Regions from separate parts of the Homo sapiens genome. Here region 2 is linked to region 1. Evidence: chromatin loops called from intact Hi-C (ENCODE). Cell type or tissue: chondrocyte. All regions are shown on one strand. Links, peaks and the distances in the headings refer to the core of each region. The heading gives the core; the rest is flanking DNA. Region 1 holds the start of MISP3 (MISP family member 3). Region 2 overlaps CACNA1A (calcium voltage-gated channel subunit alpha1 A).

What was found. A loop is a pair of places that touch in the nucleus more often than their neighbours do. Peaks named below come from ENCODE experiments on the same cell type or tissue, not always from the same donor. Only the 100,000 strongest peaks of a DNase experiment are listed, where the experiment ranks them.
Region 2: a loop joins it to region 1, with 6 times the contacts of the local background. A loop is called at or near these places in 3 of 110 quality-filtered maps.

Annotation. Positions count from the first base shown.
Region 1 is chr19:14,068,443-14,079,570 of GRCh38, reverse strand. MISP3 (MISP family member 3) reads right to left here and starts at 6,785. Exons shown (of 3, transcript NM_001291291.2): 1 at 5,694-6,785; 2 at 5,108-5,181; 3 at 4,509-4,865. The coding sequence starts at 6,261. The coding sequence ends at 4,848. MIR1199 (microRNA 1199) reads right to left here and starts at 6,210; the gene lies at 6,092-6,210. It also overlaps the pseudogene EEF1DP1. RefSeq lists silencers at 4,159-4,394, 5,817-6,226, 6,797-6,966 and an enhancer at 5,109-5,629. In chondrocyte, for the core only: CTCF peaks have their summits at 4,327 (motif pointing right), 6,130, 7,099, 7,302 (motif pointing right) and 2 weaker places; DNase peaks (open chromatin) are centred at 4,340 and 5,112.
Region 2 is chr19:13,272,544-13,283,671 of GRCh38, reverse strand. CACNA1A (calcium voltage-gated channel subunit alpha1 A) reads left to right here. Exons shown (of 47, transcript NM_001127222.2): 22 at 276-405; 23 at 6,544-6,603; 24 at 7,716-7,822. Among named protein-coding and RNA genes, the nearest start is that of IER2, 130 kb to the right of the region's middle. RefSeq lists enhancers at 5,861-6,030, 8,129-8,178, 8,199-8,268, 8,289-8,368, 7,469-8,668 and a silencer at 6,351-6,410. In chondrocyte, for the core only: CTCF peaks have their summits at 5,297, 5,500 (motif pointing left) and 6,334 (motif pointing left); no DNase peak of the experiment used is centred there.

The DNA.
Region 1 (11,128 bases), core at 1,023-9,022:
CCGTCTCAAAAAAAAATAAAAAATAAAAAATTAAGAGGTTAGATTCATTTTCGTGATATTTTATTTAACCTGTTATACCCAAAATATTATTTCAATGTATAATCCATGTAAAAAAATTATTGAGGTATTTTCCTTTTTTGTACTGTCTTAGAAATCTTGGCCGGACATGGTGGCTCATGCCCATAATCCCAGCACTTTGGGAGGCCGAGACAGGTGGGTCACTTGAGGTCACGAGTTCGAGACCAGCCTGGCCAACATGGCAAAATCCTGTCTCTACTAAAAATGCAAAAAAAAAAAACAAAAAAAAAAAAGGTGGGTGTGGTGGTGGGCGCCTGTGATCCCAGCTATTCAAGAGGCTGAGCCAGGAGACTCGCTTAAATCTGGGAGATGGAGGTTGCAGTGAGCCGAGATCGCACCACTACACTCCAGCCTGCGCAACAGAGCGAGACTCCATCTGAAAAAAAAAAAAAAAAGCCAGATGCAGTGGCTCACACCTGTAATCCCAGCACTTTGGGAGGCCGAGGCAGGCAGATCATGAGGTCAGGAGTTTGAGACCAGCCTGGCCAACATGGCGAAACCCCATCTCTACTAAAACTACAAAAATTAGCCGGGCATGGTGGCAGGTGCTGGTAATCTCAGCTACTCTGGAGGCTGAGGCAGGAGAACCGCTTGAGCCCAGGAGATGGAGGTTGCAGTGAGCCGAGATCGTGCCATTGCACTCCAGCCTGGGCAACAAGAGCAAGACTCCATCTCAAAAAAAAAAAAAAAAAAAAAAAGGAAAAGAAATCTAGCATTTCACATTTACAACATATCTCAATTCAGACTAGCCACAAGCAGCTCTAGACGGTCTCCTTTAAGTCAAATCCACTGTCTCTTAAGACAGGGTTTCGGGTGGGTGGTGACAGTACAGTACTGGAAGGGGAAGGAAACAAGCTTTGTTTCCTGGGTCCTGTTGCTGAGCAGCTTTCTACACCCTTGATTCTCAAACTTCCTAGTGTGCATCAGAATCACATGGAGAGTTTGATCATTAAGTCTGGGATGAGACCCAAGAAAGTGCTTTTTTTTCTCTCTCTCTTTTTTTTTTTTGGTAGAGACTTTGTCTTGCTATATTGCCCACACTGGTCTTGAACTCCCAGACTCAAGCAATTATCCCACCTCAGCCTCCCAAAGTGCTGTGATTATAGGCATGAGCCACCACACCTGGCCCCTGGAAGGCGCATGTCTAGCAATTCCCCAAGCATTGCGGATACTGCTGGTCCTGGTGCCACTACATTGAGAACTGCTGGTTTATATTTACTTCATGGTTCTCAGACTCAGCTGTATATTGTAATCACCTGGGAGCTTCAAAAAATACTGATGTCAAGCCCTTCCCCCATTCTGATTTACTTGACATATGGGGGCCTCAGTTGAGTTTAATATTCAGAAAAGTTAGAGAATCCCTCATCTATACTTAAGTAGTCCTGTCCACTCTTTTTTTTTTGGAGATGGAGTCTCGCTCTGTCACCCAGGCTGGAGTACAGTGGTGCAATCTCAGGGCTCACTGCAACCTCTGCCTCCTGGGTTCAAGTGATTCTCCTGCCTCAGTCTCTTGAGTAGCTTGGACTACAGGCATGCGCCACCATGCCTGGCTAATTTCTTGATTTTTAGTAGAGATGGGGTTTCTCCATGTTGGCCAGGCTGATCTCGAACTCCTGACCTCAGGTGATCCACTCGCCTTAGCCTCCCAAAGTGCTGGGATTACAGGCATGAGCCACTGCACCAGGCCTAATTTTTGTATTTTTAGTGGAGATGGGTTTTCACCATGTTGGCCAGGCTGGTCTCAAACTCCTGACCTCAGGTGATCCACCCACCTTGGCCTCCCAAAGTGCTGGGATTACAGGCATGAGCCACCATGCCCGGCCCCTGTCCACTCATGACATACTTAGTTCTTGGCTCCCCTGCTGGAAATTAAGACCAGCCTCTAGGTGTTTCCATTTTCCACCTTCCCAGGCTCTCTCCGCCTTTCTCTACATAGCTCCCACAGTCACAGTGAAGTATGCTGAGGATGGGGTCACTGGGCTGAGGATGGGGTCAGCTGATGAGCCCTTCATGGGCTGAGCTGCTCTTGGGTGCAGCCTTGTATCAGCATGACCTCTCTGTATTTTATGCATATGGATTTCACTAGACATTTGATGCCCCTATACAAGAGACAGAGTTGGACAGAGCCAAGAATTTGTTTTTGTTTAAGACAGAGTTTCGCTCTGTCACCCAGGCTGGAGTGCAGTGACACGATCTCAAGAGCCAAGAGTTGAAACAGCGATTCTAAAATGTTCCTGGGTTGGGTGTGGTGGTTCACACCTGTAGTCCCAGCTACTCAGGAGGCTGAGGCAGGAGGATCACTTGAGCCCAGGAGATCAAGGTTACAGTAAGCTGTGATCATGCCACTGCACTGCAGCCTGCGTGACAGAACAAGACTTGTCTCCAAAATTGAAAACATTTTTAAATTTAAACTTCCTGGGTCTCCCCTTTTCTGGTCTTAGTGAATTTTTTTTTTTTCTTAGGTTACAGATCTCACTCTCACCCAGGCTGGAGTGCAGTGGTTCAATCATAGCTCACTGTAGCCTCAACCTCCCAGGCTCAGGCGATCTCCTGCTAAGCTTCCAGAGTAGCTGGGACCACAGGCACATGCCACCACACCCGGTTAATTTTTTGTAGAGATGGGGTGGGGCAGTGTCTCGCTATGTTGCCCAAGCTGGTCTTGAACTCCTGGGATCAAGCAATCCTCCTGCCTTGGCCTCCCAAAGTGCTAGAATTACAGGCATGAGTCACCATGTCTGGTCCTCAGTGCACTTCTTTTTTTTTTTTTTAATATGGAGTCTTGTTCTGTCACCCAGGCTAGAGTGCAGTGGTGCAATCTCGGGTCATTGCAACCTCCACCTCCCGGGTTCACGCCATTCTCCTGCCTCAGCCTCCTGAGTAGCTGGGACTACAGGCACCCACCACCACGCCCGGCTAATTTTTTTTTTTTTTTTTGTATTTTTAGTAGAGATGGGGTTTCACCATATTAGCCAGGATGGTCTTGATCTCCTGACCTCGTGATCCACCTGCTTTGGCCTCCCAAAGTGCTGGGATTACAGGCGTGAGCCACCGCGCCAGGCCCTCAGTGCACTTCTAAGACACTGTAAAAATAGTCCCAGAATGTTAACTGTGCAGATACAGTTTTAGAGACAATTTAGGGTGTTCACCCACCCTCTTGAACCCCCATCCAGGGGAGAGAAATTAACCAGAGCTTGCAAATTGACAGCCACAGGCCCTATTGCAAACAGTTGTTGCTTGCCAACTTCCTTCCTTCCTCTCCTCCCGCACAACTTTAAAAGTTTTTTCTAGGCAGGGCGCCTAGAAAAAACTGGGAGGCTGAGGCCGGCAGATCACTTGAGGCCAGGAGTTCAAGACCAGCCTGGACAACATGGTGAAAACCCATCTCTACTAAAAATACAATAAATTAGCCGGTGTGGTGATGTGCACCTGTAATTCCAGCTACTCGGGAGGCTTAGGCAGGAGAATTGCTTGAGCCCAGGAGGCAAAGGTTGTAGTGAGCTGAGATCGCACCACTGCACTCCAGCCTGGGTGACAGAGCAAAACTGTCTCAAAAAAAAAAAAAAGTTTTTCCTAAATAGTCACAATCATAAAAATGCAGATTTCTCTCTTAAAAGCCAGGTTTCAGTTGCCTTTTTTATTTTTTTGAGGCAGAGTCTCACTGTGTCACCCAGGCTGGAGTGCAGTGGCCCGTTCTTGGCTCACTGCAACCTCCGCCTCCTGGGTTCAAGTGATTCTCATGCCTCAGCCTCCTGAGTAGCTGGATTACAGACATGCACCACCACGCCCGGCTAATATTTTGTATTTTTAGTAGAGACGGGGTTTCACCGTGTTGGCCAGGCTCGTCTCCAATTCCTGGCCTCAACTGATCCACCCACGTCGGCCTCCCAAAGTGCTGGGATTACAGGCGTGAGCCACCGCGCCCGGCCACGGATGCTTTTGGAAAGCAGAAACTCTTGACCCAACACCACGAATGAGCACGTCTCATAGTGAGGACCCATGAGGTCAAGAAGAACGGTGATCATTAGGAACTAATAATGTTGAGAAGCCTGAACCCTCACCACCTCTTTTTTTTAGTAGCTATTGTTTACGTTCCCAGGGTAGGAACAGCCTCTTATCACCACTGTCTAGCCAGTGCCCAGCGCAGGGCACATCGTTGGCACCAATAAATGTTGACGAGGAAGCCTGGAAACGAGAGGGTGTGAACTCGGTAAGCGCGCCACATTTTGCGCCCGGGCCGCCAGGGGGCGGTAGGACCTGGGCCAGGCCGTGTCTGGCCGTGCCGGGGGAGGCGGGCAGCCCCAGAGCAGGGCGGTAAGGGCGCATTCCCGCATTCCGGCCCGCACCTCTTGGGGTTTTCTCGGGCCTCCCTCGGCCCGCCGTGCTCCCGCCCCACCCCAGACGAAGAGGACCCAGAAAAAAACAGGCTGCAGTGCCCTGAAAGAAGAGGCTTTATTGGGGGTGGGGGGAGTGGGGCAATCGAGGCGGTAACTCCGGCCCTCTTAACAGTCAAGGGAGAGGGTAGTTCAGTTTGCAATTAGGCAGAGAAGGGCTGGGCAGTTTCACTGGCGGAGTTGTGGGTGGTGGTCAGTTTCCCAATGGGGGACTGTAAGTTTTATAGAGGGGGCTGGTCAATTTCACAAAGGCAAGTCGATTTCATCTTCCCCAATGCAGAGAGCCGACCCTTCTCCAGGCCTAATGCTAGACGCCCCCCGCCCTGTTCCTCTGACGCGTACGTTACTTCCGGCCGGGGGTCCCAGCCTTTTCAAACCTCAAGGTTTGCGCTCCTCCTGGGGACAGAGGACCAGAAGGAAGGCCGGCCTCAGGGACCTGCGCACTGCATCCAGGCTCGGGGTGGCGGTTTGGGCCTCAAGACCACCGTCTCCTCTTCACCCCGGGGATGCGTCCCAGACTGAGTTCTGACCAGAGTGGCCCTCCAGGGAGGATGCACTTTTCCCCACCAAGCGTCCTGGCACCGGAGGGGTGGGGGGACCGACAAGCGCTAGAGGCACACGGGTAAGGGGGCTCCCACCTGCTCCAGGCCGTTCTCCGAGACCTTTCTGCGGGGGGGCCAGATCACCACCAACTTTCCGTCGCCCCTGCTCGCTGCGGGGGAAGGGGCGCTCAGCTCACCAGCTGGCGGCAGCCAGGATGAAAGGCCGGCCGCACCCCTTAAACACACACAGGCGTTCACCCTCCGCCTCCCCATGAAAGCCTCCATTCAACTCCAGGCACCCAGGAACCCGAGGGAGGAGGGAGGTGAACCCAGAATGGAGAAGCAGGAGCCCGAAAATTCAGAGGGAGGACCCAGGAGTGCCAGAACCCAGTCAGGGTTCCCTGGAACCCGACAAAAAGGAAGACATCTGGAATGCCCCCACCCCCGCGCAGCCTGGGTGGTGTGGATCAGAGAGTCCATCACTCCCGGTGGAGGGGTGGATCACAGCGAGTAATGGAGCTCCAGAAGGGGTAGGCAAGAGACAAAATTGAGAGGGGGTCTGGGAGCTTGGAGGGAGAGACCCCGAGAATCGGAGGGCCACAGGAGGGGCCACTGAAGTTGGGCAATCGGTGGGGGCGGCTGGAACCCTGGGGGTCCCGGCGTTGCTACGCCCGCGGCTTACCGGTGAGGCTCGGCGTAGGCTCCTTGAACTCCGCGGTGCCATAGACGCTGCGCCGCTGGCGCTGCAGTTCCTGCTCGCGCTCGCGCACGGCGCGCACCTCCTGCTCCAGCAGTGACGGAGTGAAAGGCGGCGGGGCGCTGCCCAGCACCCGGCACCCGCCCTGCACGGCCGAGCGCGGCCGTCCCCCAGGCTCTGGCAGCCTCTGCGGGCCCGCGCCGTCCCCCGCCCCCGCCGAGGAGCCGCTCCCCGCCGCGGCCTCGAAGAAGCGCTTGAGTTCGCCCAGCGGCTGCGGCGGCGACCGGGCGCGCGGCTCGGGGACCGCGGGGCGCGCCAGCGCCGCCTGCCGGTGGGCCTCCCGCTCGATGTCCCGCTGCATCTGCGCGCCCGCCCGCGCCCGCTCCAGGGCGCGCGGGAGCGCGGGGCCAGGACCCGGCAGGTTGAGCACCGGCCGCACGCGCAGCTCGACGAGTTCACGGCCTGCGCGGCCCGGGCTCAGGCCCCGGCTCCGGCGCAGGCTCTCCTCGCGTTCGCAGCTGCGGCGGATTTCGCGCTCGATGGGCGTCTCCATGAACCGCTCCTCCGGGGGACGCTGGGGAGCCTCGGGGCACGGCGGAAAACGCAGGTGGGGGGCTTCCGAGCCTGACCTGGAGGAGGAGGTCTTAGGGCCTGGAGGGGGATGCTGCCCCTGGACCTCCGCCCTTTGCGCTTCGGACGGCCCAGGGTCGTCTCTGCCTGGCTCAGGACTCTCAAAGCCCGCAGCTGTGGACAGCCCGGGGCTCTCTGCGTCCTGCTCGACTGATGGCTCGAGGACTTCGCTCTCTTGCTCCAGGATCTCCACGTCCTTTGCGGAGGGCTTGGGGACCTCGGTGTTCAGCTCCGCAGCAGCTCTGGGGCTTCGCTGTCTGGCCCTGGGGACTCCTGGCCCTCCTCTTCAGACGACCCCAGGGTTTCGTTCTCCGGCCGGTGGGGGCCTTCGTGTCCAGGGTTGGAAGCAGTTCGGAAGCCTCAGTTCCCAACCGGGGTTTTGATTCCCAGAGCGAGGACAGAGGGCACTGTGAGGCACCTGTGGCGGCAGTGGCGGCCGTGGGTTCCAAGGCGTCGCCCGCACCGGCGGCTTCTCTGACCCGCCTCTGGCCTCCAGGAACGGCCCCCGGGGGCAGGGCCGGGCACCGCCCCCGGCACCTGCCAGGAGGACTCCCGCCCCGCCCTGGCCCCGCCCTCGGGACAGGGGCGCCTCGGTGGGGCACTCAGTTTCATCAACTAGCGCGCCCAGTCACCTCAGGGCACGGGACTTCTTGGAAGAGGGCTTCCCTAGACCCGGCCCCGCTCTCTGGGGGGCCATTCTGGGTGCTGGGTTCTACTGAGCGCACCCTGGCACTTTTTCAGAGCCATGTCCCCGTCATCGTCCCGGAGACTGGGCCCAGCAGCGCGTCGGACTGGGGTTCTGAACCACTAGCCGCTTGGTGAGGTGTCCCCCGAAGCCGTATTTTCGGGACCCGGGCAGTCCCGCTTGGTCGTGCCAGCCGGCAGGCAGCGACTCCTCAGGCCCCTGGGCCCTCCCTCCGATCCAGCCTTGCAGCGCACAGCTCCGGCCCGAGGGGGCGCCAGGAGCCGCCTTACTGGCCGCTGGGGTCTCCCTACCAATGCTTGGGCTCAGCGAGGTTCCCAGCCGCGCACCACTGCCCCCACGCCAAGCCGAGAAGCGGCTTCCCCTCTCCTCCCGGAAAAATCCGGGAGGTGTCCGCTGCCAAGGGCACTCCCGGATTGAGGGAGGAGGGAGAGACGGACACAGTGCGCCGTGGGCGCAGCTTAGCGGTTGCAGTTGAAAGGCGGTCACCTTGGGCCCGGGCGCCTGGGGAGGCCCAGACAGGAAACAGGAGGCGTCCAGGGTAGGGGGAAAGAGCAGCTGGGGCCGGATCATGCGGTTCAAGGGCAGGATCGATGCCCTTGCGCGGGCCACCCTCCCCTAGGGACGTTTTCCACTTTCCCCCTAATGGAAGCAGACTCTTCCCAGAACCTGCCCCCAACCCCACCATTCTGGGGTGCCCAGAAGGAAAAATACAGTTACCGGCCGGGCATGGAGGCTCATGCCCGTGATGCCAGCACTTTGAGAGGCCGAGGCGGGAGGATCACCTGAGGTCAGCAGTTCGAAACCAGCCTGGCCAGCATGGCCAAACCCCGTCTCTACTAAAAATACAAAAAAAAAATTAGCCAGGCCTGGTGGTGGGCGCCTGTAATCCCAGCTACTCGGGAAGCTGAGGTGGGAGAATCACTTGAACCTGGGAGGTGGAGGTTACAGTGAGCCAAGATCGCGCCACTGCACTCTAGCCTAGGCAGCAAGAGCAAAACTCTGTCTCAAAATAAATAAATAAATAAATAAATAAATAAGCTGTATACTTCTGGGAAAAAGTTTTCTCTATAGCACCTTCCCCACTGCATCATCTCCTGGTCCTTCCTCCAGCCATGCCAACTGGGCTGGGTTCTTGGCCCCCTTTCACGGGAACATTTTTTTCTTTTTCTTTTTCTTTTCTTTCTTTCTTTTTTTTTTCTTTTTTTTTTTTTTTTTTTTTTTTGCCGGTCTCAGTCTTTAATCGTGGCAGGGCCTTACGCACGCGCACACATACACACACTCAGGCTTCAGATCTTGTTGAAAGCTGCGATATCGACACTCTGCACGTGCTCCTCAAATTTAGTGATCTCCTCCTCCAGCAAGTAAGTCCCCACCTTGTCGTCCTCCACCACACACTGAATCTGTAGCTTCCGGATACCGTAGCCCACGGGCATCAGCTTGGAGGTCCCCCAGACCAGCCCGTCCAGCTCGATAGAGCGCACACAGGCCTCCAGCTGGGCCATGTCCGTCTCATCGTCCCAAGGCTTGACATCCAGCAGGATGGAGGACTTGGCCACTAATGCAGGCTTCTTGGCCTTCTCCGCGTACTGCCGTAGCCGCTCCTCCCGCAGCTGTGCCGCCTCCTTGTCCTCCTCCTCATTGTCGCTGCCAAACAGGTCGATGTCATCATCCTCGTCATCCTCTGCTGGTGAGGCTGGCTTCTTGGCCGGGGACTCCACTTGGCGCATAGGAGACACGTGCTGGGTCTGCGGGGCCGTGGCCCGGTGGCCAGGCGAGCTCTTCTCCAGCACGTTCAGCTGGGCCTCCAGCTTGGAGATGGCCTGCTGCAGCTCCTGTACCACGCCACGCAGGCTCTGGTTCTCCACTTCCAGACTGGCGATCCGGACAACGAGCTCGCTGTGGTCTCCGCTGGGGCCACTGGAGGCCCCGGGGCCTGAGCTTCCAGCCAGGGATTTCTGGATGTTCTCTCTGGCTCTCACAATGTCATGGAGGATCACGCTGGCGCCGTTCTCCTGGCGGGAGGCACCTGCCACAGGCCTGTTCATCTGCTGATAGAATCTCCTTTCTGCGTCGTCATATTTGAACTTGTCAAACCAGATCTTCTCATGTGCTAGGAAGTTTGTAGCCATTTTTCTGACGCCAGCCAAGGACGCGGCGACCAAGGAGGAGGAATCGGCGGACGCGGGAAGATTGATGAAAGGGCTCTTTTTCTTTTTTGAGACGAAGTCTCACTCTGTTGCCCAGGCTGGAGTGCAGTGGTGTGATCTTGGCTCACTGCAACCTCCGCCTCCTGAGTTCAAGCGATTCTCCTGCTTCAGCCTCTGGAGTAGCTGGGATTATAGGCGTGTGCCACCACGCCCAGCTAATTTTTTTGTAGTTTTAGTAGAGACGGGGTTTCACCATGTTGGCCAGGCTGGTCTCGAACTCCTGACCTCATGATCTGCCCGCCTCAGCCTCCCAAAGTGCCAGGATTACAGGTATGAGCCACCGCGCCCGGCTTCTGGGAGCTTTTTCTGACAAGAGCACCTATGATGTCCGTTTGGCAGATTCAATCACTGACTTCATTCCCTGTCCTCCTCTTCATTAGCTCCTTGGTCTTTGGGTACACCACCCCCTCCTGATTTCCTTCTACTTCACAAGCACCCCTTCTCAGACTTCTGTTTCACCTTCCTTCCCCTCTGGCTTCCTTGGGGTCACCTGATGAAAGAGAGGAGAGTGAAGCCAAGGTGTTTATCCCAGCCAGGCACGGTGGCTCACACCTGTAATTTTAACACTTTGGGAGGCCGAGGCAGGAGGATTGCTTGAAACCAGCCTGGGTAATATAGGGAGACCCTGTCTCTGCAGAAAGGAAGAAAGAAAGAAAGAAGGAAAGAGAGAAAGAAAGGGAGGGAGGGAGGGAGGGAAAGAAGGAAGGAAGGAGGGAAGGAATGAAGGAAAGAAGACATTTTTTAAAATTAGCTGGGTATGGTGGTTTGTGTCTGTAGGCCCAGGCACTTGGGAGCCTGAGGTGGGAGGATCATTTGAGCCTAGGAGTTTGAGGCCGCAGTAAGCTATAATAATGCCAATACACTCCAGCCTGGGTGACAGAGAAAGACCCTGTCTCTAAATAAATAAATAAATAAAATAACACTAAAAAAAGATGTTTAGCTGGGCACAGTGGTTCACACCTGTAATCCCAACACTTTGGGAGGCTGAGGCGGGCAGATGGCTTGAGCCCCAGGAGTTCAAGACCAGCCTGGGTAACGTAGTGAGACCCCATCTCTACAAAAAATGCAAAAATTAGCAGCATGTTGGTGGTGTGTGCCTACAGTCCCAGCTACTCAGGAGGCTGAGGTGGGAGGATCACCTGAGCCCAGGGAGATCAAGGCTGCAGTGAGCTGTGATCACACCACTGCACTCTAGCCTGAGCAACAGAGTAAGACTCTGTCTCAAAAAAAAAAAAAAAAAAAAAATTGGCCACGCACAGTGGCTCATGCCTGTAATCCCAGTGCTTTGAGAGGCCGAGGCAGGTGGATCACCTGAGGTCAGGAGTTCGAGACTAGCCTGGCCAATATGGCGAAAACCCATTTCTACTAAGAATACTAAAAATTAGCCAGGTGTGGTGGCGGGCACCTGTAATCCCAGCTACTTGGGAGACTGAGGCAGGAGAATTGCTTGAACCTGGGAGATGGAGGTTGTAGTGAGCCGAGATCGCACCATTGCACTCCAGCCTGGGCGACAGAGTGAGACTCTGTCTCAAAAAAAAAAGAAAAAGTTTATCCCGTGTCCCCTACCTCCAAGCCCCATTGGTGACATCCCTCTGCTACAGGCAGTAGCTCTACACAGCTCTCTCCAGGGCAAAGAGGTGGTCACAGCTGCCAGGCGTTGCTAACCCAGGGCGTCTATACTGTGCCTTGATGGTTTCCCCTCCAGCTTTATAAACTGGGTTCTATTAAGTTCTCATCAACCACCGTGTTCAAGTGCACAATCTTTTTTTTTTTTTTTGAGACGGAGTTTCGCTTTTGTTGCCCAGGCTGGAGTGCAATGGTGCGTTCTCGGTTCACTGCAACCTTTGCCTCTTGGGGTTCGAGCGATTCTCCTGCCT
Region 2 (11,128 bases), core at 1,728-9,727, 800 kb after region 1:
GGGGATCAAGATACTTCAAGAGGGTCGTTTGGGAGTGATAGGAACTTTGCTAAACAGGGCATGTGAATGTCTTCTCTCACCGAGGTCCCCTCTGCCTTCTTGGGGTTCCAGGACCCAGAGAGGGCCCCCACCTGGAGGAGTTTAATAGTTTGTTGTGTAGGAGGCCTTGGGGGTTGGAGATCTCAGTAGTGGTAGGTAACATGAGATTATGGAAGAAAAGGGTTTGTGAGCCTGTGGTCTGAGTGGACCTCTGCACGCCCATCTGTCTCCAACAGCCTTCGCCGCCTGTGCCATTACATCCTGAACCTGCGCTACTTTGAGATGTGCATCCTCATGGTCATTGCCATGAGCAGCATCGCCCTGGCCGCCGAGGACCCTGTGCAGCCCAACGCACCTCGGAACAACGTGAGTCCCACAGAGCACACCCCTTCCTAGCCTGGCTGCTCTGCCTCAGGCCACTTTCTCCTGCATCCAAAATGCTCATAGGTAGGGTGGGATGTTGGGGTCACCCCTAGGCATAGCCCTTATGGCTGCTGGTTGAGAGGGGAAGCTCTGATTCCTTGGGGATGCTCTTGGGAGCAAGACATTCCTTGAGGCAGTTTCTCTGTGAGCCTGGTGGGGTGGAGGTGGCCCAGAGTGACTGGGGCTGAAAATTGCTGGATTCTCTAATGGAGGCGTGAGACTAGCAGGATATGGATGTTGCACATTCTCTACATGGAATAGGGGGGTTACTGGGGCAGGGGCGGTGCTCAGAGGTGGTCCCCTCCGCAGTAGACATTTCCCTTTGTACACGAAGCTTTGAAAGAAACAACTATTTGGCTCAGAAACACAGCCTAAGCTTTTGGTTTTTATGAAAGCAAGCCCCTTTGCGGATGGTGGGTCTGTTGACAACCCCTGTTAATTGAGCACTTGCTGTGTCCCAGGAAGAAACTCAGCATGCAGTATCTCATTTAATCCTCACAATGCGCCCCCCCAACCCCCCGCCCAGGCATCCCCATTTGACAGATGGGAAAACTGAGGCTCAGGGGAATGAGAGAGTGGTAAGTGGCCTGTCCAGGGTCACACAGCAGAATTCCAACTCTGCATCCCCCAAAGCTCCCACTGCTTCCCCCAACTGTCTGCATTTACTAATCACCTACTGTATGCTACGGATGGGTGTGCATAGCCCCTTTGAGTCCTGACAAGCAGGAATGAGTGCATGCTTGTGGTTGAGATGGGGAAACCGAGGCACCAACAGGCAAGGGCGTGCCTCAGTCATGGGCTGCGGGCAGAGGCTTGACCCCAGGGCCTGGTAGAGGGTGGACTGGTGGCTCCTGTTTCCCTCCCCAGCTCCCTCCCCCAACCCTTCCCTCCCAACCCAGAGCCAAAAAAGTGTGTTTTCTGCTGGTCCAAGGCTCTGCTGCCCTGGCTAAGTAGGTTAGGACCCAGGCAAAGCTGGCGAGCCCCATCCCTCAAGCCCGCCCACAGCTTACCATGCACTTTCCCTTCCTTCCCAGGCCTGGCAGGCCCCCCTGGGGACCTGATGGGGGAGATGGAAGGAAATAATTAGAACGCAGCTCCTGGAGGAAGCTAGAGCCAGTGCTCAGCCTCCTCACAGTCCGCTTAGTTGCTTCCCGCAGCCTGGTTTCCCCCAGGGGCCTCCAGGAGCCAGGCGTGGGGAGGAGGTGTCCCTGGAGGGGTCCACAAACCCCCTGCTGACGCGAGGATGCTGAAGAAGGCGTTGCCTTCGGCAGGGAGGGCACAGGCATGGATGATCCAGGGGGCACGGCAGCTCCCAGGGCTGAAGGGAATCTAGGCAGTGCTCAGACCAGGCCCCAGGGACTGTTTGCAAAGAGCGTTCAGCTCCCCGGCCCCCTCCCTCGTCCATCTCGCAGTCGAAACTTCTCTACAAGAACACTGTGGCCCCATAACGTTCACACCACGTAACCACCATCCAGGGCAAGAAATAGAACAAAAACGCCCCACGCGGCATGTGCCTCCTCGATCCCCCACCCCCACCGCCTTCTTTCCCTCTAGAGCTGCTGGGGACACTGTCTGGAGACATTTTTGGTTGTCACGACAGGAGGGGGGAGGTGCTCCTGGCATCTGGTGGGTGGAGGCCAGGGATGTTGCTCAGCACCCGCCGATGCCCAGGACAGCCCCCACTCTAGAGGATGATCCAGACCCAAATGTCCACAGAGCCCAGCTTGAGAAACCCTGCCTTACCGGTAACCACGACCCCAGCTTCTGGAATGAGCGTTTTTGGCTTCTCTCTTTTTCCCACCTGCACAGGCTTTTTTTTTTTTTTTTTTTAAGAGACAATGTCTCTCTCTGTCGCCCAGGTTGGGGTGCAGTAACGTGATCATGGCTCACTGCAGCCTCAACGTCCCGGGCTCAAGTGATCCTCCCACCTCAGCCCCCCAGGTAGCTAGGACCACAGGCATGCACCACCACACCCAGCTAATTTTTAAATGCTTGTAGAAACGGGCCTCGCTATGTTGCCAGGCTGGTCTCGAACTCTTGACCTCAAGCAATCCTCCCTCCTCAGATTCCCAGAGCTCTGGAATTACAGGCATGTAATTCCAATTCTTACATGCCTGTAATTGGCCAACACTGGCCAATTCTTAAAAACTGAATTTATGTTTGCTCTTCTGTAACATTCAATAAATGAGACACTTCTATGCTTCGCATTAAATGAGTACATGTTGCTTTTGCAGGATTGATGGGCATTCTTTTTTTTTTTTTTTTTTTTGAGATGGAGTCTTGCTCTGTCACCCAGGCTGGAGTGCAGTGGTGCAATCTTGGCTCACTGCAACCTCCGCCTCCCGGGTTTAAGCGATTCTCCTGCCTCAGCCTCCAGAGTAGCTGGGACTACAGGCAGGCGCCACCACACCCGGCTAATTTTTGTATTTTTAGTAGAGACGGGGTTTCACACTATCAGCCAGACTGGTCTCAAACTCCTGACCTCAAGTGATCCGCCCGCCTTGGCCTCCCAAAGTGCTGGGATTACAGGCGTGAGCCACCACGCCCGGTCAATGAGCATTCTTTATGATGCTGTTTTGAGATTTACTGTGTGGCATGGGATGTGTTATCCATCCCCTGTTGACAGATGTTTGGGTTGTTTCTAAGTGTGAATACTGTCCCCATGCCACGCCCCTCAACATGTTTCCTGAGTCACCTGGACAGTAATTTCTCCAGGAGGCCAGATGCAGTGGCTCACGCCTATAATCCCAGCACTTCGAGAGGCCAAGGTGGGAGCAATGCTTGAGGCCAGGAGTTCAAGACCAGCTTGGGCAACATAGTGAGACCCCCACCTCTACCAAAAAAAAAAAAAATTTTTTTTTTTTTAATTAACCGAGCGTGGTGGTGCACACCTGTGGTCCCAGCCACTTGGGAGGCTGAGGTGGGAGGATCACTTGGGTCTGGAAGGTCAAGGCTGTAGTGATCCATGTTCATACCACTGCACTCCAACCTGGGTGACAGAGCGAGACCCTGTCTCAATAAATAAGAATTCCTCCAGGGTATAAACCAAAAGCGAAGTTTCTAGAGCATATAATTTGCAAGTGGTTGGCCTCAGTAAATGCAGCTTGAATGTTTATTGGACAATAAACACAGTGACCCTTTGGGAGGCCAAGGCGGGTGGATCACCTGAGGTCAGGAGTTTGAGACCAGCCTGGCCAACATGGTGAAACCCCGTCTCTACCAAAAATACAAAAATTATCTGGGCGTGGTAACACACAACTGTAATCCCAGCTACTCGGGAGGCTGAAGCACAAGAATCACTTGAACCCAGGAGGTGGAGGTTGCAGTGAGCCAAGATGGCGTCACTGCACTCTAGCCTTGGCGACAGAGCGAGACCCTGTCTCCAAAATATATATAAATAAATAAAAATAAACACAGTGGGCCGGGCACAGTGGGCCGGGCTCGCACCTGTAATCCCAGCACTTTGGGAGGCCAAGGTGGGTAGATCACGTGAGGTCAGGAGTTCGAGACCAGACTGGCCAATATGGTAAAACCTGGTCTCTACTAAAAATACAAAAATTAGCCGGGCGTGGTAGCATGCGCCTGTAATCCCAGACACTTGGAGGCTGAGGCAGAAGAATTGCTTGAACCCGGGAGGCAGAGGTTCCAGTGAGCCAAGATTGTGCCACTGCACTCCAGCCTGGGTGACAGAGTGAGACACCATCTCAAAAAAAAATTAAAAAATAAATGAACGCAGTGGCCCTTGCACCAGTAGCTCATGGGAACTCCTGTTCTTCCACATCCTTGTCAACACTTGGTACTGTCGACTGTTTCATTTGGCCGATCTGCTGGGTGTGGAGTGAGATCTTATTGGGGTTGTGCTTGGCATTTCCCTGTAATGAATGAGATCAAGCACTTTTTTGGATTAGACTGAGCCACAGGAAATAACATTTTCAAATAGATGAAAAAGATCTAAGTATTAGGAATACTTGAACCTAATTTATTGGTCTTTTGATTTCCTCTTGCACAGCTTATTAAGAGCTCCAGAATTAGATTCACCTGACCCCCACGGCCTGCCCTTTCCCAGCTCCCTCTCTTCCTTCTTTCCTTCCATTCATTCCTTTAGTAAGTATTTGATAAGCAACTACTATGTGCCAGGTACTGAGCGAGCCAGGGAGGATTGACAGGGTATGAGATGGTCCCTGCACTCCCAGAGCCCACAAACCACCAGGCCTTTGACCAGGCTGTGCCCACTGCCTCGTGCACCTGAAATACTCTCCCACCACCATCCCCTCTGCCCACCCAGGTCTTTCAAGCCAATCCCCTTGCACCAGCCCCTCCCTCCAGGAAGTCACCTCACCCTGACCCCAGGCACTCTGGTCTCTGATTCCTCTTCAAGCACCACATATAACAGGAATATAAGTTATAACCACACAGATCACAGAGCCCAGCTCCTCCAGGACCCAGTACAGCCCCAACTGTTGATGCATTCATTCAACAAACATTTCTTGAGCACCTACTGTATTCCTGACCCTGTATTATAAGCTGGAGACGCCATGGTGACAGACAGACATCCCTGTCCTTGTGGGGCTGACATTTGGGTGGGGGAGATGGACAATGAGATTATCAGTAACTACAACAAATGTTCAGGGAGTGATAAGTGGCCGGGGGTGTGGTGGGCAGAGGGAAGGAGAGACTTCGTAAAGAGGATCTCAAGCACCAGGAGATGGAATTTAAACAGCCGGTCAGGGGAGTCCTCACTGGGAAAGTGTTATTTGAGCTAAGTCATAAAGGAGGAGAAAGACGGAATCAAATGGGATGTGGGGGAAAGCATTCCAGAGAGACAGAACAGCCTGTGCAAAGGCCCTGAGGTGGAAGCATCTTGGGGAACAAAAGGAAGTGAGCAAGGGAGAGAATGAGAGGAAGTGAGGGCAGGGAGCTGAATGGTCAGATCGTGCAGGGGCTTGAGGGCCTCGGGGAGGACTTTGACTTTTATCCCTGAATGAGGTGGGAGCCACGGAGGATTGTAAGCAGGGGAAGGATGTGCCTGACTTCTTTGGTGTTCACAGCGCCCTCTGGTGGCCATGTTCAGTAATGCTCAGCCCTTGCAGCTTCTGGGTGGATCTGATTTTTTTTTTTTTTTTTTTTTTAGACAGTCTCTGTCTCCCAGGCTGGAGTGCAGTGGCACGATCTCGGCTCACTGCAACCTCCGCCTCCCACGTTCAAGTGACTGTCACGCCTTGGCCTCCCAAGTAGCTGGAATTACAGGCACACGCCACCATGCCCAGCTAATTTTTTATATTTTTAGTAGACACGGGGTTTTGCCATTTGGTTAGGCTGGTCTCGAACTCCTGACCTCAAGTGATCTGCCTGCCTCAGCCTCCCAAAGTGCTGGGATTACAGGCTCGAGCCACCGTGCCCAGCCGGTGTCCACCCCATGTCTAGCACCAGCCAGACACTGTGCCGGCGCACCCTCATCTTCAGGCCTGGGTGACACCAGAGGTGTGCTATGGTGTGTCCTGGACAGGGGCTGGGCCAGAGGACATTGCTCGTCCAGGCAGAAACATCAGGCCTGGGGAGGGGCACAGGAAAAATCAACCTACCCTGGCAGGGGCCTGGCCTTGAAGCAGGAAGAGATGCCGTGGCAGGAAGTTGGCCCCAGTGTTTAAAAAAACCACGTAGCAACTATTTCTCGCCCAGGATGCCCAGGAAAGCAAGGGTACTGGGGGATTAGATCCATCACCAAGAAGGATACAGTCAGCCCTGAACTTCTCTGGGGCCGCTTCTAATCCACTACAGGGCTTGGGGCAAATTTTAAAAGGTACCCTTCCCGTGGGTTAGCGAACTGGCCTAGTACAGTGATTTTTTTGTTAGGATTTGCTGCCATCTGCTGGACAATTTCATTCACAACATACAAATCTGCAGTATGAAAAGAGATGGGAGGGGCCCTTGTGCAGTGCACGCCCTGCGCAACTGTATATAGCAGCTGTGTTTCCTCTTCTGGGTAGAAACTCTGCTCCCCAGTAGGCGATCGTTAGTTTTACCGGGGCTCTGCTGGAACAGGCCAGTGATCCACTGCTCTCTTGCTTTTATCCCTTACAGGTGCTGCGATACTTTGACTACGTTTTTACAGGCGTCTTTACCTTTGAGATGGTGATCAAGGTGAGTGCAGATTATAAGTGAGAACACACGGTAATTTTTTTTTTTAAGCAAGTGCAGGGCTGGGCACAGTGGATCATGCCTGTAATCCCAGCACTTTGGGAGGCTGAGGCAGGCAGATCACTTGAGATCAGGAGGTTGAGGCCAGCCTGGCCAACATGGTGAAACCCCATCTCTACTAAAAATACAAAAATTAGCCGGGCATGGTGGCACATGTCTGTAATCCCAGCTACTCGGGAGGCTGAGGCAGGAGAATCACTTGAACCCTAGGCTGCAATGAGCCGATGTGGAGGCTGCAGTGAGCCGAGATCTTGCCACTGCATTCCAGCCTGGGTGACACAGCGAGACTCTGTCAAAAAAAAAAAAAAAAAAAAGAGCTGGGATTCCAGGAGATCCTGAGCCTCCAAGAATGCCCCCCTTGAGAGGATGAGTCTCCCAGAGGATTAGAAATGCCTGGTGTGTTTGAAGAGCAGCAAGGAAGCTGGTGTGGCTGGGCGGAGTGAGAGAACAGTGGGGAAACGAAGGACAGAGAGATGAGTGGGGAGGTGAGGGGGCACCTTGTGCCGGGGATCACAGAGAGGGCTCTTCGGCTCTTACTTTGAGTGAGGTGAGGGCCATAGAGTGTTCTGAGCAGAGGAGGGACTTGATCCAGGTGTTCACAGGTGCCCTTTGGCATCTGTGGGAAGCCAGAGGACCTGTGAGCAGGTGATCACACTGGTCCCCATGGGCGATGACGGGGACAGGATCAGGCTGGTGACCAAAGAAGAGGTGAGAAGTGGACAGATTCTTGGAAGGTTCTGGAAATAGAGCCAGTGAGTTTTGCTGATAGAGCCACCAATGAGGGATTTGGGACAAAGAGGCATCAAAGAGGATCCCAAAGTTTGGATCTAAGAGCCGGCAAGCCAGAGCTGGCTTCCATCAGGCAAAGGGGGGCCGCCTCATGGGGCAGGGGCTCCCCACTCCTCCCTGGAGTCCTCTGGCCACTGCCCATCCCTGCAAGATGAGGTGGCCTCATTGGCTTCCCTGCCTCTCCCCGAGAGGCTAGAGAGTGGGTGGCAGCACCCCAGGGTGGGGATCAGGTGGGGGTTCTGAGCACCCTCTCTTCTCCCCCACAGATGATTGACCTGGGGCTCGTCCTGCATCAGGGTGCCTACTTCCGTGACCTCTGGAATATTCTCGACTTCATAGTGGTCAGTGGGGCCCTGGTAGCCTTTGCCTTCACGTAAGTCTCCTCGCAAGGGTTCCTCTTGCCTCTTTTCCCCCAACCCCCAGCCTGGGCCACACATCGGATTACAGGACATGTTCTCAGGGTCTAGGGATGGGGTGTGTGGGCTCCGGGGACGTGGGAGATATCAGCATGCCACCAGGAAGAGCTTCGATGGCTTTTTGCATGATGTCCATGGAGGAAGAAGGAGAAGGGACCCCCCCTCCTGCCAACCTTCTACCTCCTCACACAGCAACGGGCCTCAGCCACATCACTGGCCCCTTGCTGTGCAGCTTCCTGTAGACTAGCCTCGCCGGAACATCTCATCCCCCTACTACTCCACAAGCGCCGCCCAAACCGCTGTCTCTTTGGAAAGTCCCTAAAGAGACAATCAGGAAACGAATGTGCATGAGAATTCTGACCCCCTCCCTATGCCTGAAGGCCCCGTAGTTGTAGACCTGGTGACTCCCTTTGTGTGTCTTTCACTTCTCCTGGCAGTCCTAGGATTCTCTGCCCTCTGAAAGGCCATGTGTCATCCTGCAGCTCCAAGATGGCGCCCCAGTTGTAGGCAGCCATTTCAGGATGGCACCCAAGCTCTTAGTAGTCATCCCAAGATGGCATCCAAGTTCTGGGTGGCCATTCCAAGATGGCCCCTGAGTTCTGAGCTATCATTCCAAGATGGCCTCTGAATTTGGGGTGGTCATTCTTAGATGGTCCCTGAGTTCCAAGGTGACCTTCAAGTTCTGGGTAGCCATTCCAGGATGGTCCCCAAGCTCTGGGTGGCTATTCCAAGATGGCCCCAAGTTCTAGGCAGCCATTGCAAGATGGCCCCTGAGTTCCAGGGTGGCCCCCAAGTTCTGGGCAACCATTCCAAGGTGGCATCCAAGTTCTGGGTGGCTATTCCAAGATGGCCTCTGATTTCTGGGCTACCATGCTAAGATGGCCTCTGGATTCTTGGTGGCCATTCTTACATGGTCCCTGAGTTCCAAGGTGGCCTTCAAGTTCTGGGTAGCCATTCCAAGACGGTCCCCAAGTCTTGGATGGCTACTCGAAGGTGACCCCCAAGTTCTGGGCAGCCATCTCAAGGTGGCACCCTAGTTCTGGGTAACCATTCCAAAATGGCACCCAAGTTCTAGGGCAACCATTTCAAAATGGCCCCCAAGTTCTGGGTGACTATTTCAAGATGGTACCCAACAGGTGAGTGGCCATTAGCCCTTAGGGCCCTGATAGCAGACTTAGCAGTACATTCCTGAAGTTGTAGACATTTGGAGCGGGATGAAAAATATCTAATCAGTCTTTAATCAAGAAACAAATCTTGGGGACCCTGGCTGTGCCCATCATGGTGAATGATTCCCTGACAGGTTTTGAAAGGATCTTGACACATTCACTCCCATCGTGAGAGAATCAGGGGCTTCCTCCTGTGCCTCTGCCTCTAGGCTCCCTCCTGAGCCAATCTGGAGGGGCCCTTGAATGGTCTCCCTCACCAAACAATGAGGACTTGGTTTGTCAGGAGGGCCAAAATAGTGGCCCATTTCCAGTAGAAGGGCTGTTAAGTAGGCCACACTTAGATTCTTCTCTGGGAACACAATGAGGTCAAGTTGTGTTAGAACAAAAAATCTCCAGAGTTTTTGGATGCCTCAGAGCTGGAGATGTATCATGAAGGTTGGGAGGCTGATTATACTTCTTTCTCTTTCTCTTTCACTCCTTCCTCCTCTTTCTCCTCTCTTTTTGTTCGTTTACTCTTTTCTTTTTCTCTTCTCCTCTCCCTCCCCACATCCTTCCCTCTCCTCAAAGCTTTTCAGTGTCTATTTGACTACTAGAGCAATGCACGGTGGCTTACACCTGCAATCCCAGCACTTTGGGAGGCTGAGACAGGCAGATTGCTTGAGCCCAGGAGGCCAAGACCAGCCTGGGTAACATAGGGAGACCCCATCTCTAAAAAAAAAAAAAAACAATTAGCCAGGCATGGTAGTATGCCTGCACTAGCAGCTACACGGGAGGCTGAGGTGGGAGAATTGCTTGAGCCCAGGAGGTTCAAGGCTGCAGTGAGCCGAAATCGCACCACTGCACCCCAGTCTGGGGAACACAGGAAGAACTTGTCTCAAAAAAATAAAAAGTTTAAAAAATTAAAAATCAATGAATTTGCTATTTAGAATATTATGCTTTATATGGTTACTGAATAATTTTAATAGTGATGAGTACAAAAAAAACAGGTTTAGCAAGCTGTTCTGTAGGTTAAAAAGTAAATAAATAAATAATTAATTAAACAAAATACAATGCACATCAAATTAGGGGACAAAGATTGTGACGAATAAGACAAGGAGTCCATGTCTTTAAAATATGAAAAGCAGTTACAAATCAATAAGAAACACTACTTCTCAATGGATAAATGGGCAAAGGACATAAACAGAAATCTGATAGAATGCTGGCAACTAGTAAAAATGGAGGTAAATCAACCCTTGGAATTCAGAGAAATGTAAAATAAAAACGAGATACAATTCATTCCCTATCAAGTTAGCACTGTTCCCGCCGCACCCCCACACACACACAAAAAATGATTTTTTTAGCTAATAAACAGCATATATAAGAATGTATTATAATAGGCTGGGCACAGTGGCTCACGCCTGTAACCCTAGCATTTTGGGAGGCCAAGGGAGGGGGATCACCTGAGGTCAGCAGTTCGAGACCAGCCTGGCCGACATGACAAAACCCTGTCTCTACTAAAAAATACAAAAATTAGCCAGGCATGGTGGCGGATGCCTGTAATCCCAGCTACTCAGGTGGGTAAGGCAGGAGAATTGCTTGGACCCAGGAGATGGAGACTGCAGTGAGCCGAGATCATGCCACTGCACTCCAGCCTGGGTGAGAAAGCAAGATTTTGTCTCAAAAATAAAAAAAGGAATGTATTATAATAAAATATACTTTTCTCCCCCTCTATCACCTATTTAAGCAGGTCCTTCAAGTTGTCAGGTAGACATCATGCTATGAGAAAATTTAAATCCTGAAAAGCCAGAATGTTTTACCACCCTCAGCCTGGAATGAATCCTTCTCCTATGGAAATAACCTACGGGTTTCTCCACCCCTCTCTGCCTTTCAGCCCCTTCCCTCCCTCTCCCCTCCTTTTCTTTCTCCCTCTTTCTCTTCCTCCTTTCCCCTCTCTTCCCTCTCTCTTCTTCCCTCTCTCTGTCTCTTTCTGTTCGTCTTTCTCCTTTTACCCCCTCTCAGTTTCTATCTTTTTATTTTCCTCTTTCTCTCTCTCTCTCCCTCTCTTTCTCTCTCACTCCCTGCACTGTTGATGACCTATGTCCTTGGGTGATGTGGGCC